5 separate regions of the Mus musculus genome follow, and all the other regions are linked to region 2. Evidence: chromatin loops called from intact Hi-C (ENCODE). Cell type or tissue: heart. All regions are shown on one strand. Links, peaks and the distances in the headings refer to the core of each region. The heading gives the core; the rest is flanking DNA. Region 1 has its middle 13 kb from the start of Gm32328. Region 2 holds the start of Skap2 (src family associated phosphoprotein 2). Region 3 holds the start of Hoxa1 (homeobox A1). Region 4 overlaps Skap2 (src family associated phosphoprotein 2). Region 5 has its middle 17 kb from the start of Halr1.

Region 1 (6,118 bases), core at 803-4,802, 830 kb before region 2:
CTTCCCCCCACAAGTGAAAACTAATCTGGTCTCCAAAATAGAATATTCTTGATCTACCAACAAGGGACAGAGGACAAGGGACTGTAAAGAGAAGACCTACTGCATGTTCTACTGAAACATAAGGATCAAAAGCAAAAGGAAAAAAGGAAAAAAGAAAAAAAAAAACAATGACAAATTTGAAGAGATTTTCAGTCACATCTGTCCCAGGTGTCAGATCTCTCTGCTTGTGCTTTGGTTTTGGTTTCTGCAATGATCCACCAGCCCTGTGGTGCATATACTCCAGCGATGCAGCTGCAGCAATGCAACGCTGTCTCGGTCCCTGGGTCAGGTGTGAAGGCTGCTAAGAAGCCTGGAGAGCCAAGACCCAGAAACCCCTGAGCCCGGCGTGCAGGCTTGCAGAAAACCATCGGGTTTCTTGGTTTCTTGGTTTGTTTGTTCAATCCCAGCCCTGCATGGCCAATTGCTGGTAAATATTCTTTGGAATTAAAATGATTCACTAACAACCAGTGCTCTTTTGGGAGGATCCTGGTCTATCCAAACCAAAAAAAAAAAAATGTGACTTTTTCTTTTTACATTTAAAGTAAATGTAAACGTCAAAACAAAAATGTAAATGTGTTTACATTCCTGAAGACCTGGGCGAGTTTCACACTTTGGCTCAGGTTCCTGCTGAGCCAGAGGCCTGCACTTGGATCAAGAATTCTCAAGATCTGGTTCTCCATTTTGAGGGGACTCAGCTCTGAGGTGCCTTTATTCATTGCTGTGGTACAAAGGTTTGGTTTTTTTTTTTTTTTCTTTTCTTTTAAAGGAATAGGAACCTATTATTTACATCCGTTCCTTGAGCAGATATTTATTATCTGTAGGAATATTTAAGGGTTTGTAGTGGGCCAGCCACCTCTGACAGGAGCCATCACCTCACACTTCAAGCTAATGGACCACACGGTGGCCACATTTAATTTATTAGGGTGAGAAGTTACTGCAGGGGAGAAGGCCTTAAAGAGAAGGTCTTTTCTAAGAAGAGAAGACCTGGCCCACCCTGTACCTACAGCTTAGATTATATTTTTGCCTCAGAATAACACAACCACACACGATTCAAAATGTGAAAACAGTTTCCTTACAGTTTGATTCTGATCCGGGGCCCACTGATGCTCAGGAGTCTGAATGCTAGCAAATGGAATACTAAATTTTGGGTGCACGTTGTTGAATCACTAATTTTAATAATAGAGATAACACTGCAAGTCTGGCCAGGTGTGGTGCATGCCTGTGAGATTCCAGTTCTGGGGTGCATGGAACAGAAGGATCAAGAATTGGAGATTAGCCTGAACTATACAGGGAAACCCCGTCTTCAAATAATCAAGTAAATTCTAAGAATAAAATAAATAAGTAAATAAACAAAAGGTCTGTTCTCACCATCCACAGAAAAAAGGAAATTATTAAGAGAAACTGTAGTTGAAAATTACACCAAGCACTCCAATGTTCACACTGAGCCGAAATAGAGGAACCTGAGAAGGCAGTATAATTAGCAGGGAACTTTGCAGGATTTTTCACTTCATTAAGGCAATAGATCAAAACAAGCAACACGCAAATCCTTAATAGCCATGCTACTGTGATAAACTCAAGAATGCTCAGAAAACTTGCAGCCGGCTACCTGGTGGTAATATTAATGAGTTTTAAAAACAGAATATTTCAATGGCTCCATTTCCTCCTAAACTTCAAGGCAACCTAAGTTCTCTAAATATTGTCATTACCACGACCGACAGAGGGAACCCGATCCGATTTGGTTCTAAAACAAAATGGGATATTAACCGTGTTTGTTTTCACTTTGATCCATAGGAAATAGGTCCCGCGCCCTGTGACCCATTAAACTAATAAGATTATACACGTCCACAGAGCGGAGCTTCTAATTGTTTCCATCTGTCCCAGATCTTTGCGTTTTAAAAATCGGTGAAAATAGAGCTTGAGTTACGAAAAAGAAAATATACCAACAGCGCAATCACGACAAAGCTGGGCCACTTGAACTACACATGCAACAAATTACAGAGGAAGACTAGGTGGGAGGAAGGCAAAATAAAGCCAGAAACACAATAATCAATAATGTAGTTGATCGGGGTTCCCGCTCGCACTTTCCGGACGACTAACACACCCTTGGGAAAACCAGCCAATCAGAAACGCTTCCTGAAGACATTCTATACCTCCCCTCCTCCTCATAAATATTTAAATAGAGTTCGAGATTTGTGATTTAAATATCCAAAGAATTTTCTGCACAGGCTCATCATTCATTGGATTGTTCATTACTGGGTGGAACTAGAGGGAGGGGCATTAATTCAGTGCTCTCATTTGCTAATTATGCCTTTCTTGCGTCATCGTTGCTAGACCAATCCTTGAACTTCACTTTGGACCTTTCCTTTTTCCCCCCTCCTCGCCCCTCCCTTCTCGCCACGCCCCTCCCCCCCCCCCCGCCTCCAGCACTCTCCCGCCACTCCTCCCCCTCGTAGCAGCTCCAGCCAATAGTGTGGCTGCATGTAAATAACGTTGCCTGGTTGTTTCTCCGCCCAGCGCCCGCCTCTGAAGAAACACGAGGCGGGCACGGCGCGGCGTCGCTTGGGGTCCCTGGCTCCACCTTCTTTAGGGCGGGATGCTGCTTGCTCATTGGCTAGGTTAATAATTGTCGCGCGTGCTATTTTGCATAAAAACGGGAGTTCCCTTCGTAACTGGAGAACTCGCGTCGCTGTGGGAGGGGTGCGGGGGGCGGGGTTGTGGGCGGGTCCTGGCAGCCTCGCCCAACTTGCTCCGCGATCCTAAAGGGAAGGATTGCTTTTCCGAACCAAAAAAAAAAAAAAAAAAAATCTTTATAATGCATCCTCTTAAGGGAATTATATATTCCTAAACTCATGTTTTCGTTTTCTTTAATAAATCGTTCAGGGTTGTGCCATGAAATACATATTACCCACACACCCTCCGAATTAATTTCCTTTCAATCTTAATGTACTCTACTGCAGCTAGTCCTGTGTGGGAGCAATCTTTATAAGAAGTTTCTCTTTATTAAAATTCGTGGTTGTTTTACTATGGATTCCTTGCTCCGACAATTTTCAAAGACTTGAATTGAGTAGTAGAGTGTAAAAACCAAAGAGAGACAGAACTTTCTTTCAGACTAACCACTCCGTGGATTGTTTGTCAATGAGGCAAGTGTTAAAATTCTTTCCAAAGGGAAAAGGCCCCAAGGATATTCGATTGGCGTTGTAAAATAAAAATTGTTCTTGAGAAGTGTGTTTCCTTTTTTTCTTATGAACTAAACATAAAACCTACCTTTTCGATACTGTTAAAGTACCGGGTGGCAAACACTTGGAAAAAACGAATGAATGGACAGGTAATCGGGACCCTGAATTTTAAAAATACCATCTGTCATTTCGGTAACATTTCTTCAACTTTTAGAAACAAAATTATCACACGTAGCTCATCTGCTTGAACTCAAGTATGGGAGTGTTCGATGCTCAGTGTCGACTACACTTTAAAGACTACATGGTCAATGAGGCTTGTTAATTAATTAATTAATAATAATAATAATAATAATAATAAAGTAAAACGGGAAAGATTCTATTTCTCTTGGCAAAAAAATAAAAATCATAACAAAACTAAAATAGTCTCCCCTCCCACCTAGCCACCCCCCTTTTAAAATTCTCTTTATTCCCTGTTTGGTAGACACTTTTTCACACAGGAATGATTGCTGAGGCCAGTAGCTTCCAAAAGTGGAAACCTGGTCAGCTCCGGAAGAATGAGTTTAGGGGAATTAGGGAAAAAGAGAAGTTTCACGTGGGGTTAGTGTGAGCCAATTTTTTTTCTTTAAAACATTTTCTGATGTGTAATAAAATTAAGAAAAACTGTTTTAATAACTGCCCCTGGATTTACATCAGTTCATTGATGACATTTAACTCCAGTCGTATATTTCAGTCTTGAAAGTAAGTGGTTGCGTTGTTTTATGCCTCCTACATGATATTATATCCACAAATATTCCAGTGATTAAATGTTGAAGTGCGCATTAATGTCTATAATATTACAGGTAATTAATCATGCACATCCGCCTCCATTCAAGAAACATGATGTCAGTTGATAATTTGTCAAAATTGTTATTTGAAACTGAACTCTAGGTAAGGCAGAGTAATAAAACTCTGGCGCCTTTGTACACGCGAGTCTTAGTAGTTACAGTTAATTTTATGACCTCATGACAAAAACTTATATTTATATTTATGTTCGCCGGTTTATGAAGCTGGCTGTGGGTGAGGCGGTGCTGGTTCCAGGAGCTACGGATTTTAGAAACCGAGGGGAAGAGTTATTTAATCCAAGAACGATGCTTGTGGTTTTGTTTAGGGGAGGGTTTTGCTTTTGTGAACAAAGTCGTTCTGCTGGTGAACTAATATGTATTTCTATTTTTTTTTTAAGTTCAGAGATGCTAAATGGCACGGAAGGGACCCCAAGGCGTTCTCACAACTCCAACTGGACCTGGGCGATGGGAGTCTCCTTCCTACCTTTCTCTAAGGGCTTCTCGGAGAAACTTCCCTTGGTTTCCTTTCATTACAAAATTAAGAATGACATCATAAAGAAGAGTTCACTTTCCCAAGCTGAGATTTCTCCTTTTTTTTTTCCCATTTTCACTATAACTTGATTTTGTAAAAATTCAGTTTTAATACACCTATATTTGAAAAGCTTCATTTTATTATAAAGAAATAAATGCTCACAAAATAGCCATTTGAAAACAAAAAAACAAAAAATTGAATAAACTATAATGATAATGGGGCTATAGATAATTCCTGATGTCACATTTGCATGTTTTAAACACAGAATTATGAAATATTATTATGTATACCTGACATGTGGAAAAGGAATATGCATTTACAAATGTAATTAGAACTCTGCTTAAAAGTGAAATATGCTCCAAATTAATTTACCTTTTTGTATTTTTAAGATTTGTTTAAAGTCATATTTTATGTTACAATTTAGCACAGGCTGATTTGAGGCTACTCTTCATGTTTAGTTTATCTCCTACAACCTCGGCCAGCAATTCCAGCACTGTTCTTTCAGACATTTTTCTGAACTCTTTCCCTGGGCTTCACATCCTTCAGGAACGCATAGTCACAGCAAACTCGCACATTAAAGACATTAGTCCGTTTTTAAATTGCAAACTTTTTTCCTTTTGCCAATTCCGTTTTTACTAACAACATCTGCTTCCAATCTATTTGTGCTTTTAGGAATACTGGTTTTTATTAACAGCACCTGAGAACACCAGCAAACGACGAAGGATATGTGATTAAGAATATCATCAAACAAGTATTTAACAAAACGCATGATTGGCTGTGTTCAGGCCTCTAAACAGAGCAAATGGGCCCAGTTCACTCTTCATTTTACGTCTCTAGTGCTTTTCACTTCTTTCCACTTCTTGATAGTATGGGTTCCAGCAACAAAGCAATGGTTCTGTTTATCATTAAATCATAAACTTACAGCAATACACTTTTATTTATAATAAAGCGTATAACCAATAAACTCCAGAGCCAAGTCCTTTCATTGTGGTGGCAGATGGCTGTGAAAAGAACTCTGTGCATTTTGGTTTCCTTTAGCTAGTAGTGATGATTAAAGCATCCAAACATAGCTCAAATGAAAACTTGAAACACATCCTAAACATATAAAGTTAGTTGCTGACGGTGAAAAAATAAATACATTTTCATTCCATTTTTCTTGTTTATGAATATGTGAAAAGGGTGATTTCATTCATTTTCTCTTCTGGCTGAATAAGAAAAAGACATGGAGAACTGGCATGCTCTGTAGAAAAGCAGCAGTCCTGGCCAGATAGGAATTAAGCAGGAATGTTACAGTGGCATTTTACAAATCTCTTTGAATAAAAACTGATTGGCCAATTCCATGCTCACAGCTGGAAGGCGCTTGTTCATGTACATTTTAAAGACTTCATTTGCCTTTGTGGACAAACATCAGCCACAAAAAAAAAAAAAAAAAAAAAAAAAGGAAAATTAAGAGCACAGTGGGAGGCGTTGGCTTTGTTTATTTCGAAGTCCTTTTCGTAGTGAGTGCTTTTAAAATTAACAGTAAGAATGTATATGTATACGATCGTATG
Region 2 (6,118 bases), core at 1,360-5,359:
TTGCGAACTCCTAGCAGCCCCGTCCTTCCAGGGTGATTAGACCAGCAAGCGCTGCAGGCAGCAGGCAGCACTCCCAGGGCTGTTCACCTTCTGCCTGCCAGAGGAGCGCCCACATAAATCAAGGCCATGCTTGCTATTAGTTCTAGTCAAAATATTTGGGTATAAGGTAAGATTAAATGGCCAAGGCTTGGGGCTATCCTTTGGTTTGAATTATCCAGGATAAACCTGTTCTTTCATTGTTTGAGAGTGGGGGGTGTCAAAGGTTGATTCAACAAAATTTTATATAAACTGTACTAAAAAGGAATAATTTAACATTTATTTTTTAAAAAAATAAAGGCATTTAATTTTTAGTACATTGATTCCATAAAAAATATAACTGTTCAAACTATTATACTGTCATTCTTTCAAGGATATTACTAACTAAGAGTTGGGAGTAGTAACTTTATTTTTGCATTTCCATTCAGTTACTTTTTTAAAGGAAAGGCATGAAAAGAGGACAAATATTGAAATGGTAGTGAAAAGCTACTGTAATCAAAAAGCCAAACAATGACAAAGAAAAATCATGATTACAAAAAACCATAAATTTGAGCACCTATCTCAGCAAACACTTGTGTGGCATCTGATGATTTACATGACGAGCATAGGAAACATAAAGTGAGATTATTTTCTTTCTTGTAAAAGCAAAGGACTTGAAACTCCTGTAAAGGTTGGTTTCTAACTAATTCACACTGTGCCATGCATTTTAAGAGCCTTGACTGCTTACAGCTACCAGGATCCATATCTCTTCTTCAATTTAAAAAAGAACGCACTATCTTTATATCTATATACCATAGAGCTATGACAGCAATACCTCTAAAATCCAAGTCAATGCAATCACTTTGTTATAACTTTATACTTCTAAATTGTACCATGCACTTTCTCCCAAGAACACCTGAGTGATGGACTTGCCGTCATCCTGCCTCCCCAGAAGATTCAAGGGACAAGTGACTACTGAGAGCCTCTAAGGATGTTAATTACACAAAAAATCTTAACAACTTTCTTTGAAAGCTTGTTTAACGTTGTTTTAAGCCATGAAGACTAGCTCACTTTCCTCTATTCCTTTACCATAGATCACACCCACGAGCTAAAAACATCTCCTAAGAATAAAATGTAAAGCTAACTTGTAATCTGCAAAGTTATTATTTTGATATTTGTTTCTAATCCCTCATGTATTTTAGAAAAAACTAATTTCAAACATTATGCTAGTCCAACCTCTAATTTAAAAGATGGCAGAACTACACAGGAAGTTAGGATTAGCAGGTAAATGTATAATCCTGCTCTCTTTACAGGATACAGGAGAGAGCGAAAACAGTCTGTAATCTGTGAGGGTCAGTGGGTGACGGCTGTTGTAGTCATACAACATAGGATGTTGGAAGAGTGACTGTGGGTCCAAGCTTTAGAAGCAAAACCGGGTTGTTATTTTTTTTAATTACAAATATGGACAACCTAAAAACGATGACATTTCTGGAACAAAACATTTTTCTGATCTAATTATTAAGATATTTTTCTAAACATGCAATTCCTGCATTGCCCCTCCCGCCACCCCATAAAATGTTAACTGTAATGAGACCAAACTGGTACTCCTCTAAGCTCTCATATAAGAAACTAAAACATTTCCTTAAATCAGCATCGACAGTTCTTTCATCATTTCTCTTAGTGCTATCCATGAATGATGAGAAGCATTTCTCAGAGTGACATAGCACACCCTCACCCTGCATCATGTTCATACAAACACAAGTCTCCATCCACACATAATGCAAACAACCCAACAGCTTAACAAGGTATTCTATGATGCTTGGTCTCATACTGTTGCAACTGTAACTTACTAGTTCAAATGTACCTTTTAGAGGACATTGTTTTTAACGATTAAAACACACAGTTAACAGCACAGGCATCTAAGCGAAACTTTTTAATCCATGATCTATATTGAAAGGAATGTTTTAGAGACAACCAAACTAAAATTATTCCATTTCCAGATGTTAGCATCTACAAGACAAAGTATATGGTGGTATCTAAGACCATCAGGATAGGTGAGACTTGTGATACTCTAAAAAGATGTATTTTTTATTTTGTGCAGAACTATCGAGCTTTTCTTGATGCTTAGTGGAACTACACACCTCCAGACATTACTGACCTAACTGAGGAACTGAGGAACCGCATTTCAACTCCTACAAGTAAGTTCCTATAAATGGGAATGTAAAACCAAAAAGGGGAAGATGAGGTTGCAAAGATGAAGTTCCTTGATCACATGATACAGGAAGTAGGAGTTTTAACACAGCCTTCCTTTTTCACTTTTAATAGTTACTGAGGCTTTAGAAATAGTGGCTATTTGAAAATCGGGCACCCTTCAAAACTATAAACATGTTTGGCCTGACTGTTCAAGAAAATGGGGGTGGGGTTGGAAATAGTGCCTTTTGGCCTCCTAACTCCCAACACCTGCGGCCCTGCAGATGCACCTGCATCCTTACTGGCCAGGCCACCCAGGCAGGACCTAGTGCTTGGACTTCTGCTTTCGCAGTTCTCAAACATGCATTCATCAACATTTGCTGTCCATCTCCCGCCCTCACATTCCGGTCTTCATGAAACGCATAACTGTCCGGCTGTCCAGGGAGGATCAGCACATTTCAGCATACACGCCCACTCCCTTCTAGTCCCGACATCCCAGTCCCCCTATACGGCCCGCCCCCCACCGTCCGCATAGGGTGAGGGCTAAGCGCTTCTGTCCCTGTCGGCTCGCCGTCCCCGCGCCCCCGCCCCTAGCGTCACCGCCCCCTTCCCGCTCTTTACCTGCCAACAGGTTCCTAATTTCCTCAGGGAGAGGGCCGGGAGAAGAGGTACAGCTGGGGTTGGGCATGATAATGGCTTGGACCTAGACTCGCAATAGCGGTCCGAGTAAGCACCGAGAGGCTACGACTCCGGACACGGCCCGTCCGAGACTGCCAACAAGGAAGTCACTAGCTCTCCAGCCAGCGGTCGCTGGACGCCGGGCCCTGCCCCCTCCCCGCCCGGGAGAATTGGGCGGGGCTATGGGTGAAGGGGCGGGGAGACCGGCCTTAAAACCTGACTGCGCTTGCGTAGACCTTGCTTTCTGACTGTCCGAAGAAAGCGCCTCCGGGTAGACCACGCCCACACACAGCCGGGAAGGCCACGCCCATACGCGGAAGCGAGCAGGAGGCGAGGCCTCCGAAGGAAGGGAGCGAATTGGAGCTGTGTCACCTGACCGGCCCTTGAAGCTCGTCCGCGCCATTTTCGTTACTGGTATGTCAGCCACACCTCTCTTTCTCCAGGATTCCGGAAAATAAAGCCTCCGCAAGGCTTACGCACTTTCCCTTTAAGGGGTCATCTAAATACTGGTCTTTTCCACCAAGGTTTAAACCCCCGTCTGGTAACCCACCAAGAAGTTTCTACCATTACCCCCCAACTAGCATGGCTTTCTTTGTCCCACTAGATGAAGGTAACGGAGTCCCATTTTCCGCCAATCCTTCCTGAGAGTCTTAGTCCTAAAACGGCGGAGCGTTCTGATTGGCGCTGACATTACTTTCCTACTTATTCTTGGTGTGGTTGATTTCTCTCGCTCTGACGGAATTAGTTCTAGATAATATCCTTTTAGGGTCAGGCACCTGAAATGTGCCAGAAAGCCACCTGTACCGTTGCCCGCTCTAAGTATTTTTTAATTGCAAATAGTGGTTAGAACAGGGAAAATATAAAATTTACTTCAATCTAGTCAGCAAAGGTTGAGTCTTTCAATATTACACGTTTACACTTAAAATCCAAAAAGTTCTGGGTCCTTTAGTCTTTAAAATGGGTGGTGTGTGTGTGTGTGTGTGTGTGTAGAAATGATAATTACATTCAAGTGCCATCAACCTTTACAATCCATTAAAACCTACTGTGTAGACATATTTGTCATGTAGATGACGCTACCAGAGCTACTTAAATACAAAAGAGGATGATACGAGTCTTCAGAGAGGAACTGACAAGGGAAAACATTTTGAATGTAAAGTGTGTATTTAGTTAAAAATATGCTTGGAAAGGTGGCTAATGATACACATCAAGTTGCACCTTCCACTTTCCTTTGCCAGGCACATCATTTTCAAAATGACATCTGAATATCACCTACCTACATTGGTAGAAACAAACAGTGGTTTGTTTGTTCTTATTTCTCCTAAGTTGTGCTCAGAATGTTGTGTCAAAGCTCCAATCAGGAGTATGTTTGTAGGAGGCACAGTATGGTGTGGGGGAAGGGGGTGTCTCTGTGAGACATGCTGAGATACCAGCACAGGAAAGTATAGTATAGAATATTTTGGGCATGGGGAGGGGAATTGAGTGGAGACAGAGAAAAGCAGAGAGAGGGGGAGAGGAGGGGAGAAGACAGGAGAGGAAAGGAGAGGAGAGGAGAGGAGAGGAGAGGAGAGGAGAGGAGAGGGGAGGGGAGGGGAGGGGAGGAGAGGCAGGCAATAAGCATGTGGAGAGCACAGGGAGGGGCATGGAGAGAGAGGGTAAGGAGCAGGAGCAATAGAAGAGAAGGGAGCAAGAGAGAGAGGGAGAGAGAAGGGGGGCAAGCAGCCCCTTTTATAGTGAGTCAGGCACACCTGACTGTTGCCAGCTAACTGTGAGGCGGAGCCTAGACTAAATGCCAACACATGTACCCTGCAGCTTTCTCCTCCTCCTTCTTCTTCTTGTTCTTCTCCCTCTCCCCCTCTTCCTCTTCCTCTTCTTCTCCATTTATCTATTTATTGTTTTGTTTTCAAGACAGGGTCTCTCTGTCTTAGAACTCACTAGACCAGGCTGTCCTTGAACTCACAGAGCACCACCTGCTTTTACCTCAATGAGTGCTGAGATTAAAGGCATGTGCCACTATCCCAGCTTTTTTTTCCCCTCCAGCTTTCTTTAGACCAATGTTCTTTATACTTTAGTCGGCCTTAGAATCACAGAGAGAAGCTACTAAAATGTGGAGCCTAAAGTCCTACCAAAGAAATTCGGATTAAATGGAAAACAGCATTTAATTTAATTTTGGTTTTGAGAACTATATTACTACTGTTTCCTAACTCTTAACAAAGTAAAATTTGTAATAAGTGTCATCTTCAACTAGAATAAAATAGTTCTATTAATATTTCATCAAAAAGTGTCAGGGCTGGGGGACAGCACAGAGCATCAGAGCATGTGCTTAGCATGTACAGTTAGCAGTACCAAGTGAGTACATACCTGTGTTTTTCAGATTGTACTATGACATTTATGTCATTCTCAAAGAGATGATATAAAACATTGATTTTAAAAAGGAAAATTGAAATCTATAGGTACCTATATCTTACAAAACAGCAAAAACAAAAGCTTAATAAGTAAAACATGCATAATGATAACAAAAAAGACATCTCCAAAGTGTCTGTTTAATCAAAATGGAATCCAAAGTCCCTACCCAGATGAGCAATGTGATAAGTTATTAGAAAAAAAAAAGAGTGCTGAAAATTAGAATTCTCTCTTGTGGAGTTAAAAATGAATTTCATTCTTCCGACTTGAAAGAATTAAGAACTGTTAATAAACTACAAGCTAATCCACTTTTCTAAATAAGAAACTATTGCATAGGCAGTCTGTGTTAGGAAGGATTATCCCTTCCTTTAGTCTTGTCCTACAGAATGTTCTGTCTTCTCACATGTTTTATTAAGAGGCTCTAAATGTTTCAATACTTTGTTGCCTTCAGAAAGAACTGACTACATTTATTTTTATTCTTCTGTCTTTTTTATTTGTACTCCATTCATTCCACAAAGGAATTGAGGTGATTTGCTCTGTATCAAATAGACAGCTCTCTCGAGTAGATCAAATGGGCAGTGTCTGCTCTGCTCATTATGACAGATCACTCTTGTTAGCAAGAGACAAAAAAATATTAAGATTGCCTTAAATGTAGAGCATCTAGGAGTCCAAATCAAAAAGGCAATACCAGAAAATGGACTTTTTTAATGAAACACACTTCCTCTAGCAAACCATTCTGAGACACAGGCTCATGATGTATTCGCTTAGGCAATGTTTTGTATATGCCATGATTTCTACTGTTTATTATTAAAGTTACTGGATTGATTGTAAGATG
Region 3 (6,118 bases), core at 1,332-5,331, 150 kb after region 2:
GGGTTCAAGAATGTGAGGAAAGAGTGACTGAAGACAGTTTTCAGCTTTTGAAGGGGCTGGGTTTATGTTTATGTCAACATTCAGTTGGAGGTGAAAAGGTTAGCACTTGACCCAGGAAGTATCCATGTTTGTTGCAAATAGAGATCTCTGTCATATATTTCTTTACTGTTTTTTTTCCAGTTTGAACTCTGATTATAATAAAAAAAGAGCTGTTGTTATTGTAAAAAGTTCGGTGCATTAAATAGACATAGGTTGGATGAAAATGTTCTTCCAGGGAAAGCTGCAAGCTTCATGACAGAGGAAAGCCTACTTCTTTGAAAATAAACACCACCCTCCCTTCCCCATGTGAAATGGGCCAACTTAGTAGTAAGCAACCACTGTAGTCCAGCCAAATACACAAGATGCTTAGGCATACCTAAAACTTGAATACTTTTATTACAGACATCTTAAGACCCGTAAACTCTGCTCTGGACCACATCACTCCAGGATCTCAGAGCTGTTCATGATTGTACAGTAAATGGAGACTATCATAGGCTCACAAAGAATAACTGATAGAACTCAGTGTGATATTTCAGGGACATCAGAACATTGTGCGACATGCAGAAGACTAGTCACGAATCACACAAAATATACATTCATTGTGCCATCCATCACATTAACAATTAGCTGGAAATACACTGGATCCAGCCATGATACAAGACAGTGTGGAAGGAAAGGGTGACTGAAAGAATGAATACCTTTGGGTTACAAATGATCCAGCATGATTTTTAAATGCAGGGTGGCCAGAGAAGCAGGAAGAATTGGTTAGAGTTTGGGAAGACCTGGCACAGGCAAAGTGCTTGGCAGGCCTTCTTAACTCTGAAAGAACCAATTGAGGCCAACTTCTGAGGCATCTGACTCTGTTTGAATGAAAGAGGTTTTCTTCTTTCGCCCATAATCACACATGAACTGTACCAGTTTTGAGAATTTGTCCACCCTGTTTGATTTAGTGACCTACATATTTCTATAAAATGTGTATAAAGATAAATCTCTGACGGGAAAGCATTTACAACCAGCAAACTCACACACATGAAACCAGCTAAGTTAGGGGGTGAATTAATTGTGTAAACACAGTGCATCTCTTCTTCATGAGTCTTTGGACACTCTCTCTCCTCTATGTCCTACTTAAGGGCTAGGTGGAGAAGAACAATACATAGATAAAAGGAGAGATGCCTCCTTCCTGCAAATGTCTGATGGCAAAGGGAACTAACTGTTCTCCAGCCGACATCTAAAAGGAATCATAGGTTGTGGGGAGAAAAAAATCTCACAACAGTGAAGGAAAGGATGTTGGGAGCCATCAGCAATTGATGTGGACACCCGATGTGGATGAAGGAGTTAACTTCCAACCAAGGCTCCAGAATTCTCTGGAAATACCTTATCTTGGCCAGGAGCTCCCCAGATGGGACGAGAAAGGAAGAGAGAGTCTGTAAAGAAAGGAAGATAAGCTAAGAATGTGCTTTGGGTAAGAAATCCCAGCCCAGGGAGAAGCCTGGGCTGCAGAGTTGGGCTGGAGTAGCCTCAGTGGGAGGTAGTCAGAGTGTCTGAGGTAGACGATGCCGGAGAAGGGGCACTGGGCGAGGGGCTAGATTTCTCAGATGATTCTTCCGTTTTCTCATCGCTGCCAGGAGGAGTGGCAGGGGAGATGGGCAGGAGCCCCTCCTTCTCACGCTTCTTCTGCTTCATGCGGCGATTCTGGAACCAGATCTTCACCTGGGTCTCATTGAGCTGTAGGGACGCGGCAATCTCCACCCTGCGCGCTCGTGTAAGGTACTTGTTGAAGTGGAACTCCTTCTCCAGCTCTGTGAGCTGCTTGGTGGTGAAATTGGTGCGCACTGCGTTGGGTTGACCCACGTAGCCGTACTCTCCAACTTTCCCTAGGGTAGGGGAGGAAGAGAGAAAAGATTAAAAAAAAAATCTTAAACCTTTATCCAGATTGCCCCAAGCTTGAGGCAATATTCGGTTAACTACTCAGCGAGCACAAACCCTATCGGGAAGCGCCAGTGACGATGTGTAAGCAGTGTTAACCTGAAGTCAACCATTAGTGTGATCAGGCTCGTGATTAATGGAGCCTTGTAGATATTAACAGGACATCACCATCACCACCATCACCACCATCACCACCTCCCACTCCCCGCACACTATCTAACTATAGACCATTTAAACCTCAGCCCCTGTGAAACGCTTTTGCCTCTGCACACCTGGGCACCCTACACCACTCACTACAACTCTAGATGACATTAGACATAAACAAGAACCAATCTTTTAAAAATCATTCATTTTCCTAGGAAACTAGGTGTGCCAGCCCCTTTCAAAAATCGAACAGCATTTGTCTGTCAGCCGGCAGGACTTACCTGTTTTGGGAGGGTTTCTTTTAACTTTCATCCAGTCAAAGGTCTGCGCTGGAGAAGACGTCTCTGAAGCAGGGGAACGACAGGCTTCTTGGTGGCTGGCGTGGAGAGGGGATAAGGAGTTATTATACGTGGCCAGGGCCAGAGTCTGCTGCTCTTGTCCATATGAGTGGTGAATGTACTGGGGCGAGCCCACTGTGCCCCCAGCATAACCCTGGTGGTGGTGGTGATGCTGGACCATGGGAGTCGAGAGGTTTCCAGAGTAAACAGCGGGAGCGCACGGGGGGTACCCACCACTTACGTCTGCTTCCTGATTTAATCCATAGGGGCCATAAGGCGCACTGAAGTTCTGCGCGCCATAGCTTGGACCACAACTCGAGTGGGAATAAGAAATCCCAAGGTTTCCAGAAGTCTGGTAAGTAGCCGTCTGGGGGTGGTGATGGTGGTGGTGGTGGTGGTGGTGGTGGGGCGAGCTGATCTGCACCCCCCTGCCCACTAGGAAGCGGTCGTCGCCGCCGCAGCTGTTGGCACTGACCGCGCAGGATTGGAAAGTTGTAATCCCATGGTCAGAGGGGTAAGCTCGCGCCGAGCAGGTCCCAGAGTCGCCACTGCCAAGGATGGGGTATTCCAGAAAGGAGTTCATTCTTGCATTGTCCATCTGTCACTGAGTGATTGGATCCTGCGAAGCCCTGGGTGACCGTGCCAACTTTCTCACTTCCTCCATAGGACCAGAGAAGAAAAATGATATGAATGTACAGTGCGCAAGAGGCGGGGCGGGCAGGCGGAGGGCTCGAGGGGAGGACACGTGACTCTACCAGCCAATGGCTGAGCCGCCTGCGAAAGTTTACCGGCTGCGGCCGTGATGGATCACCGTTTCAGTGGCATTTAAATCCCCGGCGCTCCTCAGTGTAGGTGACGCGCGCTCGCCCCCCCAGGCAGCCCGGGCCGCGGCGGTAGCAGCGGCCGCTCCCGGAGCTGACTTGGAGCACTGGGACCAAAGGGAGTCGAGACTGCCTTCTGCGCGCGCCCGGCTTTGCGCGCCTCCGCCACCAGATGTGGGGGGATGGGAGGCCCCCTCCGCGGCCCCTTCCCCACCCAGCCCAGAAAGCTGAACTGGCAAGAGGTGAGAGGGGATGAGGCCTCCTGGCTCTCTTGTGGCGGGCATCTTGTGGGCCGAAAATCTCTGCGTGGTCGCAAGGACCCTGGCGGAGCTGGGAGCACGCGGGGTGGGAAGGGTGGGAATCCAACAGACACCACGCCCTCAGCTCGGGGCGGCCGCCACTACCCAACCCCTGCAAGAGACCTGAGCCCGGAATCCCGGCGCCTAGGGCGAGGTTGCGTCACTGGCTCGCCAGCCTCGGAATGTAGAGGGACGTGCGCAGAGGATTGACTGGGAGGAACCATGGTGAATGTGCTGGGGACCAAAGCAAGAAAAGAAACTTCTGTCCTCATCCAAAGGGTCTTAGAGCCCTCTTCCCTGATTCCTGCCGGCCAATAGCATGGCAATGGGAGCTTCTGTAATTCGACCCCAGGGTCCCGGGATTCGGGGGTGGGGGTGGGGGTGGGGGGGGCTACGAACCCAGCTCTCTGGGAAAGGCCGGGTGTCCACTCTCTTCTCTGCCCTCTCTCCTTCTCTGTCGCTTTGCTCTTGGTAGCCCTGCAAAATCGGGGCAACTCTGCTACTGGAGTTTAAGGAGTAGAAGGCAAAGGAGATTGTTGACGCCAGCAGACGTGGCTGACTGGCGTGAGGGCCGAGCCTGAGCTGCAGGCCATCTGCCAACTCTTAGAGACCCAGGAGCATGCTCACTCTAGGGTAGGCCTCAGAAGGGCAGATAACAGGCAACTCCTAAAAAGTATGCAGACCTCCCCCGTCGAGTTTCTCTCTTCCAGGAGAGGCAAGTTAGGAGTGGAAGAGCCCCCCCTTCCCACCATCCCCTATTGCCTGTGTGGACTGGGGCATGGGGGGTGTTGAGGACCGGCAGGTGGGAGGGACAGATGACTGAGTGGATGGGACCCTTTCCAACGGGCTTGTGTGAACCTGCAGGTCACTCCCCAGAGAGACACGTGCAGATGTGAGCATCATCCCAGGACAGGGGTCCTGTTTCCCATCAACCTTGTCCTGCAATGATGCTGATGGTGTCAGTAATTGCTGTTTACTATTAGATGTCACGTCAACTCTAAGCTTGGAGAAAGAAAAGGCCAAACAGAGATGAGAATGGACATAGTCTTAAGGAGGAGAAATTCAGCGGTCACTTAAAAAACACCGTGCAGACAGTTCTGCACAAGTTTTCTTCTCGATGTTTCTAGCTTTATATCAGGCATGAAATTAACAGTGTAATTTACGTGTGAGTTTGGGGGGATCCCTTCTCTATAGGAAGGGAAGAAGAATGCAAAGTCACTCTTCGGGCTTCTGGGTTGTGTTTTTTCTCCACACGTAGAAGTTGTCCCCTCCCCCACACCTCTCAACCCCGCCCCCAGCAAACCTGGCCATCCTCCTGGAAACCTAAGCAGACCTACGTCCCTGGTCCCCCTTAGTGACAACTGAACACTTACCCCAACCCACTTTCGGGGAGTAGTATTTCTCTGTGACCCATGACTCGCCCCAAAGCATGGTAAAGGGAGGAGCACCCGGGAAGTGTCCTGCCTTAGCCTCTTCTTCTGGGAAACCATCCAAGTAGAGTCTTTTGGGAGGACAGTCCTCCCGCTAAGAGGAAAGAAGGGACTCCTGTGAGTCAGGAACAGGAAGTGAGAGAGGCTTGATGCTGTGAGCGCGGGTGAGGGCCTCTCTCAGCAGAAGGCAGTTCATTCCTTCTTCCCCTTGCCTCTTGCGGGGGGGGGGGGGAGGACGGGGGGGGGTACAGGGGGCGTCTGTGGGCCCCCTTGGTACCGATTTGCATTAACCTACAGGCTCCAGGACGCCTGCCTGAAAGCTACCCCCAGGCCTCCGCTCCCCTTCTGCTAATTCTCACTCCCCCAAGCCCTCTTTCTTCACCTGTTTTTCTGGGTAGCCTACGTGGGGTGTTTTCATCAGCAACACAAACACACTACTGGACCCACAACGCACGCATGCAGCGCTCGCTCGGGGCCTCCGCAGACCTTGCCCCATTAACCACCAGCTCGGCCTCTGCTCACTGCAGGCCCAAGCTTTCCCGAGGAGGCTCACCCGGAGCTCGGAGCAGTAGGCTTATGCAGCTCAGATTCTTTCCCAGCCCCCACCCCAGAGGAATCAGGAAGGCCACTGAGCAGGGTAAGAGACCTTTGGTCTTTTGAGCAGCAAGGAGGCCAGCGACCCACGCAGGAATCGAGCTGAAGTGTCTTTAAATAGCCCCAGGAGAGTGGGTGAAAGGCGAGCTTGGGCCATGAGTGAAATAATCCTCTGCAAGCGGCATGCTTGGCTCCAAGTGCCTCTTTTCAGGGCTCTTCTACTGGAAAGAGAATGAGGGAGGAGGAGACAAACCGAGGCCCGGAGCCGTTCTTGGCATCCGCGGCTCAGCCAAGCTGTTGTTTTAAAAGAGCAATAAAAATGAATTATGACTAAACGCCTTCTAACTTAATGCTTTCGGACGGGGATCCCCGGCAAATACGTAAGAGGATTTTTATTTGTGCATGTGTTCCTGCAATTGATCTCTTTGATGACATTCTCATTCATAGAAAGCGTTTGATTTATGAGCTTAGGACGAATCACATCCAGGAACTGCGCAGCCCTGGCCACAGCCCGGACACCCTGCTCA
Region 4 (6,118 bases), core at 1,037-5,036, 140 kb before region 2:
GCCTGGTCAGCCATCACTAGGAAGAGAGGCCCCTTGGTATTGCAAACTTTATATGCCCCAATACCAAGGGGCCTCTCTTGCCAGGGCCAAGAAGCGGGAGTGGGCGGGTAGGGGAGCAGGGCGGAGGGAGGGTATAGAGAACATCCGGGATAGCATTTGAAATGTATATAAAGAAAATATCTAATAAAAAATAAATTAAAAAAAAAGAAGCAGCCCATGTGGGCTTTACAAGCTCCACGTGTGCAAAGGAATACAGTGCTGTACCACATATCCCTACACTCTGAAATTTCAAATACAAGTTAATCAACCTTTGAATTTTATATACTCACAGCTACATTAGTTAAATAAACAGTGAGCTTGGTAAATTTGGGAGGAATTTCAGGAAAGTTTCCTGATAAGAACTGGGCCAAACAGTGTTATTTCTGTTAAGTAATTAACTTTAAAAGCTGCTATTTTAACTTGGGACAATTAAATGTTTGATAACAGACTTAGCCAAAAGCTGTCATGTGGATATGACAGTAAGATAACATAGCAACCCATGGATCCCACCATTGGGAGGCTGACTGGAGTTCACAACCAGCCTTGGCTTTGGGCTTCTCAATAAGTCGTAATCTGTATTATTAGTAAATATTCCTTCTCGCACTTCTCCTACTAATCTCCAAGTGCTTATGTATTATTCTTTAGGATTCCTGATGTCTAGAATGTGTCCTGGTATTGTACATGCTTTATATGGGATGGGATGGGATGGGATGGGATGGGATTAAGCAGAAGGGACAGAAATGAACTACTCTAGGAGTCAAGATAATATAGCTAGCTCATGTACTCTATCTGCACCAAGAATAGACAATCTTCATTAAGATGCCCACTCTAAGATTCTGTGACCAGCTGGGTCAAGATTTTCAGTGCCAGCCAACCAACATTAAAATCCAAAATGTGACATTATTTTCAAATTCTCTTTGTATCTAATAACACATATCATCTTTCTGAAATATCCAAAATATTTCTCAGCTCAATAATTTTAGGGTTATAAAGTGTTAGACTTATGACCTATATAACATTTCCCTGCTTATATTTAAGTCATTTTCATTCATGATTTGGTGCTAAGATAAGCTTAAAAACATTTTTAAAAATCCCTATAGTACAGTAGGAAAAACTTCAGAGTGAAAATTAAGAGAGTTCCAACACTGCATCAGAAACTGATGTCTGGAGCAGACAGGTTCTACAGTGCAGTGTCTTAAAAAGCAAAGACACGATTCTCATGTACATAAAGATGAGTTTGTGGCAATATACTTTGGTACTGCAATTACAAATATAGTGTGTTAAACTTTAAAAAATTACCTCAACTTGTCTGAATATAGAGCCTTTAAATTGTTGGAACACCCAATGTGTTTACACAAAGATGAAAACCTTTTTTTATAAACACAATGTTTCTACTGGAGAATGGCAGGCAAACTCAGAATAAGCACACAGAAGAATAAGGAGGAAGAAGCAAGAAAAACATAATTAATAACCTAATACCTTACAATGTTAACTTTCACATAAGTATATTGTTTCTGGATAAGGCAGTAGGTGGATGCCTGCCAAGGGCTAGAGTGACAGGTAAACACACGGCTAAGTTGAATCCTGTTATCTGATTGTGTTTAAATTCTGATTATAGTTCACTTGACAAAATAATTAATTATTGTGAACTTCCAATTGTTAACTAGGACCTAGAAGAATTCCAACTGGCATTTTTCCCTTGTGTTGTAAATTTAAATGCAGGAGAACTGAGCTGTGTATTTCCCGTTGACAGCTGTCATTTGTGGGGTGGGGTGGGGGGTAACTTTCTTACCTTGCTAAGAATGTAAATCACATCACCACGCTTAAAGGACAACTCATCAGACAGAGCTCCAGTGCAGTCCCACAGACCCTGGTAAAAATTAGCGTAATCAGTGCTTTTATCTCCTAGGAAAAAGAGAGAGAGACTTGGGGTTAAGGCTTGAATCAAAAGAAATTAAAGAACCATTTTAGATTGCCAAGAAAGAAGCCCTGGCCTGGATCATGGTACATCTTAGTGAACCTGCAACTACTCCTGAGCATGCTCATGAAGATTGTTTCAGAAGGTTTGGTTTTTCATGGCCCCCTCCACTTCTATCTGTAATCTATAACCTGTAGCAATTACATTCTCAAATAGCAAGGTGCTTCTGCTCATTTTTAATGGAAAGTCCTAAGCTCACTCGCTATGTGTTTAAAGAGCAACTGGTCTTACTGTACCATCAGAATATCTAAGGGACAGATTGGACATATCTGAAGTAACAATTTCATGGAGTTTAGAACACTTGATAAGAGCATAATAATAATAGCATACTTTAATACTCAAATATAAAGCATTTGTATCCAAAGTCTCTCAAAGTTGTCTCTAAAATACTTTTGCAGCTGTGAAATTGCTAATGCAGACTTTTGTTCGTCAGGTCTAGGACATTAGGCTCCCACAGTGGCGTTATCAGTTCATCCTTCTCCTGGCATAAGCACAATGGATGTGAAGTGCTCAAACTGCCATACACACCATTAACTGATTGATTATTTAGTGCTCGTCGCTCCGTAATACCACAGTAACTGGATAATGTATGCTTTGTCACTCACACAATGTGGCTCCTAAAACACAGCACACAGTTAAATACGCTGGATGCTTTTGTTACACAAGAGAACTGTTTCCTGTTTTTAATTTCGTGATAATTGAGTTCTGATGAGTTAAGGAAAAAAGACTGCAAGTTATATCAATAAGACACAAAATGCCCGTGTATTCACTAGCCAGGCGGAACACAGATGTGCTGACAGCTTCCATCGCTGCAATGTCAGCTTTGAATCCACGGGATAACGTGGACATGGATGCTGGATCAGGCTTGTCATCTCACTTTTAAACAAGAGGCGTCTTGGCAACCTCAATACAAACGGCCACATTAGTACAGTCAGCATAGTGTTGATCTCCACAAAGTATTAATTTATTAGGAGATTTAAATTCTCCTTAATGTCTTTAACATTTTTTAAAAAGGAGAATCTGAATAACATGGAATCTAAGTATTTGTGGGATGCACCGTTTCACTTAAATTTGTGAGAAAATAAACAAGGACTAGAAAATACAACCTAACAGAATCCTCTGTTAATTTTTATTTTTTAGGATGGAAAGAGAGGGACAATAGGAGCGGCATGATAGGATTGGGGGAGGGGAGGAGGAGGAGGAAGAAGGAGGGAGGAAGGGAGAGAGGGAGGGGGGAGAGGGAGGGAGGGAGAGGGAGAGAGAGAGAGAGAGAGAGACCGACCCTGTATTGGCCTCTCCACTGTAGTAGCACTTGGGCTCAGAGCACTAAAACCAGCAGGGGCATGTGCAAGCCCCAGAATCCAACCAGGAGCTAATAGTGCTTGTGGCCACCCCTATCACATCCTCCCCCAGCCCCCAGGCATATATTAAATACATTCTGTAAACAGACACTAGAGGGCACTCCAGCTGGCCAGATACCTCCAAGCATTGACCATTTCTTTCTTTCTTTTTTTTTTTTTTTAAAAATCACTTAATAATAAAGTGACTGATTTCCTTTAAAAACCACTTATTTAGACAAATAGAGATTTAGAATTGAAACATTCCTGTCAGATTAAATCAACTGCTAATTGGGTCAAATGTTGCACCCCATGTGGTCTCTCAGTGTCAGCTTGAAAGTCAAGGAGTTAGAGCAGACAGGATGACATCATCTCACACGTGAGGCCTGCCACACAGTTCTAGCCAAGTCAAAGAAGGTCTAAATAGCTAGTTTCCCCAGTAGCCCTTCCCCCACCCCCCAACTTGTTCCCCACGCTGCTCAGGCCTTAGGCTTGGTCCGAAGACGTGGAAGAAACAAACTTTGGCTGAAAAACTGAGGTCAAAGTTTTTGGTGGAGCTGTGGGATCCCAGGTCCCAGCTGTCCGGGCCCTCCTCTGGTTCAGACCTTCTCACAGTACTTTTCAATTAACATGTTTTTTGTTTGTTTTTTGTTTTGTTTTTTGTTTTTTTTTTTTTTAAGTAGGGGGAGGAAAGAAAGGACAAAAAACCCCAAGTATCCAGTGATTTTAAATACACATTCTTACCACTTTGGTTTCTCTTTCCCTGGATACACTTGGAGAGACTCCCATTAACACTAATGGGAGTTACAGGAGCAGCAAGGGGAGAGACCCCCACGGTGTACAAGATGCATCTCTCCCTAGATGTGCATCAGGGGCATTCCATTAAACCTCACTGCTGCAAGGAAGTCAGGGAAGAGCCAGGGATTCAGCAGAGCCGGGGAAAGACACATTTTCAACTGTGCCTCCTGTAATCTTGATGATGATGGAGTCCAAAAAATGACGGACGGTCGGTCCCATGGACAGTGAGCACCGCTGAGGAGCACTCTGTGTGCCATCTGTGCGTCTATGACTGGCGTTCTAAGTGAAGAGCGGGCATCTACAGTGAGGGGAAGGCCAGCAGTGTGTGTGCTAGCTGCCTCCCCGGAAAGCATGCCAGACAAAAAGAATCAGGAGTGATCTTATTTGTGGAAAGCAGGAAGCTCCTATAGCTTATCTCTAAAATGGAGTGGCTCTAAACACACATAGACAAAACTCATGTACAAAAACAGCTTTGAAAGCACAGAAGGCTCACAAACACTAGCAGTCTTTGCCTGTGCTCGGGGAGATAACCCACAGGACATGACTTTGCTTTGCTTTGTGGCACAGGGATAGCAGATGCAGAGCCTCGAGTAGGCTAGTCAGAATGCCTTCCTGCTGAGAACCATCCCTGGCCCCAAGAAAGGCAGGCATTCTGTAGACTATGGAACACTCACAAGCACAGATAATGTGGTTTCGCTGTCTTTACTCGGCATGTTAACACCATTCTATCTATACCACAGTCAATATTTTGAAAATTACACACAAAATGTCACCTTGCTATGTGTGCTGTCCTGAGGGGCATGAATTACTTTTGAAAGAAGGTTTAAAAAGGAAAGTTAGCTAGCCTTTGAAAAATGTACACAATGAGCTTTTAAATTTTTATAAAAATACATATTTGGCAAAGCTAACAGGATTGTTACCAAAGTACAAATTAAGCAAGTAACCGCCAGATAGTCCACAAACACAAGATTATAAAAGGCATGTTGACAATGAATGAAGCATGATGCCGACACCAGAGACCCTTTCCCTAAGTACTGCAAGCCTGAAAAGTGTTTTAGAAAGGACAGCAGATTTTTATATTGTTAAAAACATCAAGCGGGCCCATCTATATACCTATAAATATACATGACCTTTGTAAGATGAGTGAATGTGAAGCGACTTGTAGGAGACAAGATGAACTCAGCTTTACCTTTAGATTTTACATTGCAACACTGAGTCTCTTCCTGCAAAATTAGTCAATGTAAAAAATATACATCAAATTCTTGAGCGAGGTTAGAAGTTCACAAGATGAGATGCTAGGCAGAAAGCAACACTCTTGTCAGCTCAGTGCTCCTAGTGGCAAGCACAGAGTCCCTGACGGCTTGCTTTGCGAAGGCATTGAATGATGGCTTGAAAGAGCTCTGTGGCACAAGAGACAGACATTGCAGTATCTTGTGGCTATGGCATGAAAAGCTCATCAACTTACTGGATTCCTTTGAGAAAAACTCTTTTCCCCCTACCCTCAAAGGCAAACATTTGAGGCATGCTCACTTGTGCCTGTGGAAGGTCTATCTACTATCTGTTTCTACCCTCTCTACCTGCATAGACATTTTACAAAGAAACATGCATGCTCTTGGCAGAAGCATCATGATTCAGAACTTTAAAAACAGATACCTAATTTACTATCAAGCATAGAGTGCCTGGGCTTTGCTTGCTGCCATGTTTTACAACTCTATTTTATAGGGCAAGAGGGCTAACAACTAATGACTTTGTCTTGTTTCCTTTCTGTCAAGGAAAAAAAAAAAAGGCAAACCCAAACCTTCTACAGCAACCTGCTCCTGCCTTCCTGTCCAGGTCTAGAGTCAGGCCCGCTTCCTTCCCATATGTCACAGTAGGAAGGCCCCAGGAAAGCTACTTCCTGAACACGCACTGCTTGTCCACCCTGCTTCTGACAACTCAAAAGAGTGATGTATGGACATATCAGAGA
Region 5 (6,118 bases), core at 1,189-5,188, 73 kb after region 2:
GGAGTTGGCTCAGTGGTTAAGAGCACAAGAACCTTGGTTCGAGTCCCAGCACCCACATGGCAGCTCCCAATCTAACTCTAGTCCTAGGGAGTTTCCTTCTGGCCTCCTTGAGCACAAGGCATGAATATGATTCACAGATGTACGTGCAGGAAAATCACCCCCACACATAAAACATAAGAAATTTTTCTTTTTTAGGTTTCTAACAGAGATCACAAGGAAATGTTTTTAAGTATTTTTGATTACTCAGAGCCAATAAAACATTAAATTCACAGCCCATGGTGTTGACAGGCAGAAATATAAAGAAAGGCCCTCTTGCCATTAAGATGGCCCAGTGGGTAAAGGTACCCACTGTCAAGTCTGAACACTGTAGTTTTATCTCTAGTACCTACAGAATGGGAGGAGAGAACTCACTCCTCCACGAGCACCATAGCATGGGCAACCCACGTCTATCCATTCACACCAGACAGATAGATGATTGAAAGATGGGTGGGTAGGTAGGTAGATAGATAGATAGATAGATAGATAGATAGATAGATAGATAGATAGATAGATAGAAGATGATAGATGAATAGATATGTAGATAATAGATATGTGGAGATAGATAGATAGATAGATAGATAGATAGATAGATAGATAGATAGACAGACAGAGTAATAGAATGATAGTTTGTATATGCTTGGCCCAGGGAGTGGCACCATTAGGAGGTGTGGTCTTGTTCAAGTAGGTGTGTCACTCTGGGTGTGGGCTTTAAGACCCTACTCCTAGTTGCCTGGAAGCAAGTATTCTGCTAGCAGCCTTCAGATGAAGATGTAGAACTCTCAGCTCCTCCTACACCATGCCTGCTTGCCTGCTGCCATGTTCGTGCCTTGATGATAATGAACTGAACCTCTGAGCCTGTAATCGAGCCCCATTTAAATGTTGTCCTTTATAAGACTTGCCTTGGCCATGGTGTTTGTTCACAGCAGTAAAACCCTATCTCAGACAGACAGACAGACAGACAGACAGACAGACAGACAACAGACAGAACAGTGTTTAAAAAGGCCTTCTTCAGCCAGGAGACCTAGTGGTTCTGGCCTATAATCTCAACTGCAGCATAGGTTGTCTGGGCTGCAGATCAAGTTCAATATCAGCCTAGATGAATTTAGTGACCCTCATCTCAAAATAAAAATACATAAATGGATACAGCCTACTAGCAGAATACATACCAGCATGTACAAGGTCCTGGGTTTAATCTCAGATGCTGAAAAAGGAAAGAGGAAGAGAGATGGGAAAGGGGTCTTCTAATTAGTTCCTCCACAGGTCAATATAATCCTGGATAAAATCTGAATCATGAGAGTTCAAATAAATAAATGGTGTGAAATTTAGCTTCATTGCTGGCTGAATTATAATGCATTTTATTCTTTGAAATGTGAATGTTAATATAGATTTCCTGACAATCATAAATATTTTTAACATAACACCTACTTCTTAGCTGAGGATTAGAGTTGATGTTAATACTAAAATATTCCTTAAAAGTCAATACTCTGTTAAAATTCCTCTTTGTCCACTATAGCTTTCGTTTATTTTCTGAGGTGCTGTTTTGAGATTATCATTCTCCTTACATTAAAATAGCTCTTTCCAATTAGATCTAGAACCTACAAGAACCTTCTCTGCAACTCCCGATTGCAAGCAGCAATTAAATATCAAATGCACGGAGTCTGGACCACAGAAATGTCCCAAGAGAGAAGGTCCATCACTTTCACTCTCCCATGCTGGCTAGGGAAGAACTAGCAAGCCCCTCTTCTTGTTCCTTGTTGTTCCTTGTTACTCATTACTACTTGTTACTATGGTAACCATACCCTAACGAACAAGCAAGGGCAAGAGAAGATGAGGTTCAGAGCTGAAACAGCTGGAGGTAAATCAAAGGTGAGTTTCCTTCCTAAGACCTCTCTCAACAGCAAGGTCCTTCTCACTCCAAGAATGGAGAGTAGCTGGTTGCCAGAGGAAGGCTGTCTCATTCCTATGTGCATCTAGGAAGAGGTACCACAGTGTGAGTCACAGGTGATGACTGGCTGACCAAGAACAAGCTATCTTGAAAACTCACAATTGCAACATCATGTGTTTGGTGCTATCGTCAATTAGATAGCTCTGTCCAGCTGTCTTCTAGACCTACACATTATGCCGTTCATCCCACACCACTGCTATAACAAATTGCCACAAACCTAGTGACTTAAAACAACTGCTGTGAACTCAGAGCCCCCAAAATTACATGTTGAAACCTTAATCCCAGAGTGACGATATTTGGAAATGGAACCCTTTTAGAGGTAGTTAGGCCATTAGTGTGAAGCCTTCATGGAGGCTTTAATGCTTTTACAAGAAGAGACAAGAGAGCCTGCCTCTTCTTTCTTTGCTTTCATGTAGGGAACCAAGGAGAACATAGCATCTTTATTTAAATCAGGAGACACTAGATCTACGAGCAATTTGGTCTTGACCTTCATGAGCTAAGGAACTGAGAAAACTAAATACCAAATCTATGATCGTCTCTTTATACCATCCCAAACTAAGACAATGGTATACATCTATCTTTTTTACAGTCCAGAGGTTTTAAGTGTTAGGTCAGCTTCACTGGGCAGAAGTCAAGGTATCAGTGGGACATAGTAGATGTTCATTGTTTCTGAAGGATCCGAGCGTGTCTCCTTGCCTCGGTTTCATTGTCTCACGCTGCCTGTGTTCTGTGGCTCATGGTTCCAATTTCAAGTTCTTCACCCGAGCTCTGTCATCATCACAGGGCCTTCCTCTGATTTTTCTCTCAATCTCCTGTGTCCCTCTTAAAACTGTGCTGTTCTGGACTCACAGTGATGATCCAGGGTAGTCTCCCCATGTCCGTAGCCTTGCCCTAATCACAGCTTCAGAATACCTTTTGTTATTGTAGGTAACAGCCACGGGGCAAGGCTTTAGGCTGTGGGTGTAGCTGGGGATCACTAACCCACAATCCTCTAGGGGGTCTGGCCTGGAGACAAAGCTGTGGAAATGAACACAGATGTATCCCTAAGTGTACAAGGGAAGAATCCGGGGCAGTCATTTCCTACTTTCATTACCCATAGTAGAATATGACAGCAAATCAGGGGACGTACAAAAGGAGCACGCCATGTTTGAGTCTAATGAAGCGGAGGTCAGACAGAATATTTTGTAATATGGAACAATGATCAAAAAGCATAGGTCAGAGACAGGATGTAATTTTAAATAAGTGCCGCTTTAATCACAGTGTCTACTGGAGGAAGAAGCTTATCTGGAGAGAAAAAATGAGGTGTAGCTCTGATTATGGTAAGGATTAAGTTAGACAGTTTATGCAAGAAACCAGCACAGTGCCTAACACGTGGTAGAAAACGCTTATGCTCATGATTTCTTCCAAGGCCATGAGATAAAAGCTTTTCTTCCTCTCGGCTTGCAATGATGGATCTACACACAGTTTCTGCCTTGACAGAAAAGCACTGCGTTTCACTCCCCGAAGAGGGTGCTGACACTAAGCTAAAGGAAATATCAGACGATGACCTCTCCCGAGGACTGCCAGCACCATCTTTGATGTGTAGTCTCTTTCCTGAAATGACCTCCTTTTCCTGGGTTAAAGTTGAGTAGCCGGGCATCAGCGGCTACTTGGGAAAGTGCTGAGTGGCTGATACGTGCTGTCAGCATTGTCCAAGGCCAGCCGGAGAATGTCCTCATGGCCCCTTCCTTTCCACTCACATCTGGCAAAGACTTGCGCTGTGATGCTTAGGAAGCTGGGAAGTGACGAAGACGAAGACGCATAGTGCTTTCCTGCCATATCACACACCCACTGAAAAGGCCGTCACCACAATGCTTTGTTTGTGAGTGGAAACAATAGGGAATCTTCCAGGGGATACTCCAGCCACTTTGGAGGATGTAAAAATCAGATGCCATAAAAAGGCCAAATGTCACCTCTTATCCATGTGCCAAAAATTTACTACCACAACTATTAAGTAATAATATCATATACTAAGTAGTAGTATTGTGTATAGAAAAAATACACATCTACGTGAATAAGCAGTTAAAGAGTTCATAACTTACCTATGGAAGCCTTACTTCTGCCCTGACCTGATACAGCTATTTCATCACTGGGGTTGGTAGACCTGACTTTCTCCTTCTCTCCTCTTTATCTGGAACCCAGATCTGTCTTTTGTCCTTACTATCCACATCACTTGTTAAAACCTTGTGCCATTTGCTAGAAAAGGCAGGAAGAGATAACCAACCACTTCTCAGATTGTGTTCATCCAAAAGCTCCCTGCCCTGCCCTCCGCACACCTCCGGAGGAACTGCTGCTCTCTTTGATCTATTTCACAGGAAAGATATATAATATAGGCAGAAAAAGATGTTTCAGGATTTTTTTTTTAGTACCCTACTGTGAAATTCTTCTAGAATGCCTGCTAAATGCAGTTATTTAGAAGCTGAAGAGATGGCTTAGCAGTTAAGAGCACTTGTAGCTCTTGCAGAGAGAGGACTGAGGTTCAAGTCCCAGTACCCATATGCTGGTTCACAACCATCCTTAACTCCAGTTCTAGGTTATCCAACACTCTCTTCTGACTTCCTGGGCACCAGGCACGTGTGTGGTGCACAGCACCCGTGCATGCAGGCAAAACACTCGTACACATAAAATAAGCAAACCAGTCAGAAACTAAAAATAGATGGAATTGTCCTGGTGGTTGTGTTTTCTCCCTTAAGTGACATTCAATCTTAAAAAGCAAGGCTCATACAATGGAGCAAACGCCTAAGACCGGTCTTAATGAATACAGCGAGTACTTCTACTAGACAGATGTCATCTGCAGGTGACCAATGTGAGCACTTTGATTCAGAATCAGCTGGAAAAAGCTACAGTCCTAAAAAGGGGTGGGAGTGGGGGCGGGGGGTAAAAGGGTGGGTTGTGAAAACACTGAAGAATTTTAAAGGATTAGAATTCCATCTCCAAGGCTTGGGACAGAGCAAATTGTCTCTGTAATAAATCATTATCCGTCCAGTGTGTGGTTGGCCTACTAAGCATCTTACCTGAGCTCAGAAACAAACGGAGTAAAAAGTAGCCGGAGACCGTCACGGTAAAGGGGGTTCCCACAAATAACAAATAACACAAACTCCGAAGGAAAATGCAAGCTGGACAATATTTATTGTGCCAGTTTAAAGACTAAGATCTATTACTATTTCCTGCCTGAGGCTTCAAAATTGTTCTCACTCTCCTATAATTTTCCAGCCATGGACAATGAGATTATGCGTGCACATGAGATCGTCCTCGGAGACAATTAGGTTATGGAGAACATTTCTCTGCTTCCTCCCGGGCTTCCTAGCACTGCTTCAAATCTAATAGTAATAGAGTGTTATAAAGGCAAATGAGTCAGTACAGTCCACTTCAGACTTAATCCCATACAATATATTTAAAATACTCCTATAATTTACTTGAACACCCATGTCCACAAGGCAATAAAGCAAATGAGCGTGTGTATCGATGAAGGGACAGAGAAGCAGTTGGCGCCCCAGTCCCTGACCCCTAATGGAGTCAACAACCTGAGTGGCCAGCCGTTACTGTTTGTTTCACTGCCCACCCGTGGCCAGCTTCACTCCAAGTAATATTTCCAATATGTATTATAGGACATTGGACAAATGGGTCTGATTTCTTAAAATAGCCACCACATGCGGGGAGCACAGGAAGTGCTGAGTGAGTATGTAAAGAGCAGATGAAAGTCCCCTAGCAAACGTTCAGTGTTGATGTGGGCACGCCATGTCAAAGACCAAGGCCTTGACCTCTGGGAAATTAGGATCCGAGTGACAAAAGTCTTCCTTTTGTCCTGGGATGAGCAAATGATTAAACAGTGTGTGCAAAGCAGCAACAGCAGCTTCCTCCTCCCAGATGTCTACACCCTGAAGCGGGCTCACCGACGGATACCTCCTTTTGAGACTAGCAAGCTCCTGTTGTGCCGGACATAATAAACACAGGGAAGTTCGAGGTTGCTGGAGTTGTTGGTGCCACTCCATCAGAGTATGCACAGCCCACCTGACCCCAGTGTCTGTCCCCTCTGCATCCCCTCACAGACCTGAGCCAGAGTTCTGGGACCCAAGCTGAGAGACGTAGCCATCT

What was found. A loop is a pair of places that touch in the nucleus more often than their neighbours do. Peaks named below come from ENCODE experiments on the same cell type or tissue, not always from the same donor. Only the 100,000 strongest peaks of a DNase experiment are listed, where the experiment ranks them.
Region 1: it touches region 2 in a loop (5-fold over the local background); 17 of 42 quality-filtered maps call a loop at or near these places.
Region 3: it touches region 2 in a loop (2.9-fold over the local background); 14 of 42 quality-filtered maps call a loop at or near these places.
Region 4: it touches region 2 in a loop (2.5-fold over the local background); 12 of 42 quality-filtered maps call a loop at or near these places.
Region 5: a loop joins it to region 2, with 2.2 times the contacts of the local background. A loop is called at or near these places in 2 of 42 quality-filtered maps.

Annotation. Positions count from the first base shown.
Region 1 is chr6:51,176,071-51,182,188 of GRCm38, forward strand. No RefSeq gene overlaps it. Among named protein-coding and RNA genes, the nearest start is that of Gm32328, 13 kb to the left of the region's middle. In heart, for the core only: no CTCF peak of the experiment used is centred there; a DNase peak (open chromatin) is centred at 2,581; H3K4me3 peaks cover 1,208 bases; H3K27me3 peaks cover 459 bases.
Region 2 is chr6:52,009,509-52,015,626 of GRCm38, forward strand. Skap2 (src family associated phosphoprotein 2) reads right to left here and starts at 3,041. Exons shown (of 13, transcript NM_018773.2): 1 at 2,827-3,041. The coding sequence starts at 2,893. In heart, for the core only: no CTCF peak of the experiment used is centred there; a DNase peak (open chromatin) is centred at 3,133; H3K4me3 peaks cover 1,800 bases; H3K27ac peaks cover 1,286 bases; H3K27me3 peaks cover 386 bases.
Region 3 is chr6:52,155,177-52,161,294 of GRCm38, forward strand. It overlaps Hoxa1 (homeobox A1), which reads right to left and starts at 3,141. Exons shown (of 2, transcript NM_010449.4): 1 at 2,391-3,141; 2 at 191-1,913. The coding sequence starts at 3,045. The coding sequence ends at 1,558. It overlaps Hotairm2 (Hoxa transcript antisense RNA, myeloid-specific 2), which reads left to right and starts at 1,726. Exons shown (of 3, transcript NR_146400.1): 1 at 1,726-1,806; 2 at 2,714-2,802; 3 at 3,114-3,353. It overlaps Hotairm1 (Hoxa transcript antisense RNA, myeloid-specific 1), which reads left to right and starts at 3,348. Exons shown (of 2, transcript NR_131181.1): 1 at 3,348-3,510. In heart, for the core only: no CTCF peak of the experiment used is centred there; DNase peaks (open chromatin) are centred at 3,195, 3,735, 4,335 and 5,135; H3K4me3 peaks cover 4,000 bases; H3K27ac peaks cover 3,230 bases; H3K27me3 peaks cover 4,000 bases.
Region 4 is chr6:51,872,644-51,878,761 of GRCm38, forward strand. Skap2 (src family associated phosphoprotein 2) reads right to left here. Exons shown (of 13, transcript NM_018773.2): 11 at 1,832-1,944. Among named protein-coding and RNA genes, the nearest start is that of Skap2, 140 kb to the right of the region's middle. In heart, for the core only: a CTCF peak has its summit at 3,473 (motif pointing right); a DNase peak (open chromatin) is centred at 3,788; H3K27ac peaks cover 781 bases.
Region 5 is chr6:52,082,760-52,088,877 of GRCm38, forward strand. No RefSeq gene overlaps it. Among named protein-coding and RNA genes, the nearest start is that of Halr1, 17 kb to the right of the region's middle. In heart, for the core only: a CTCF peak has its summit at 3,481; a DNase peak (open chromatin) is centred at 3,732; H3K4me3 peaks cover 450 bases; H3K27me3 peaks cover 3,013 bases.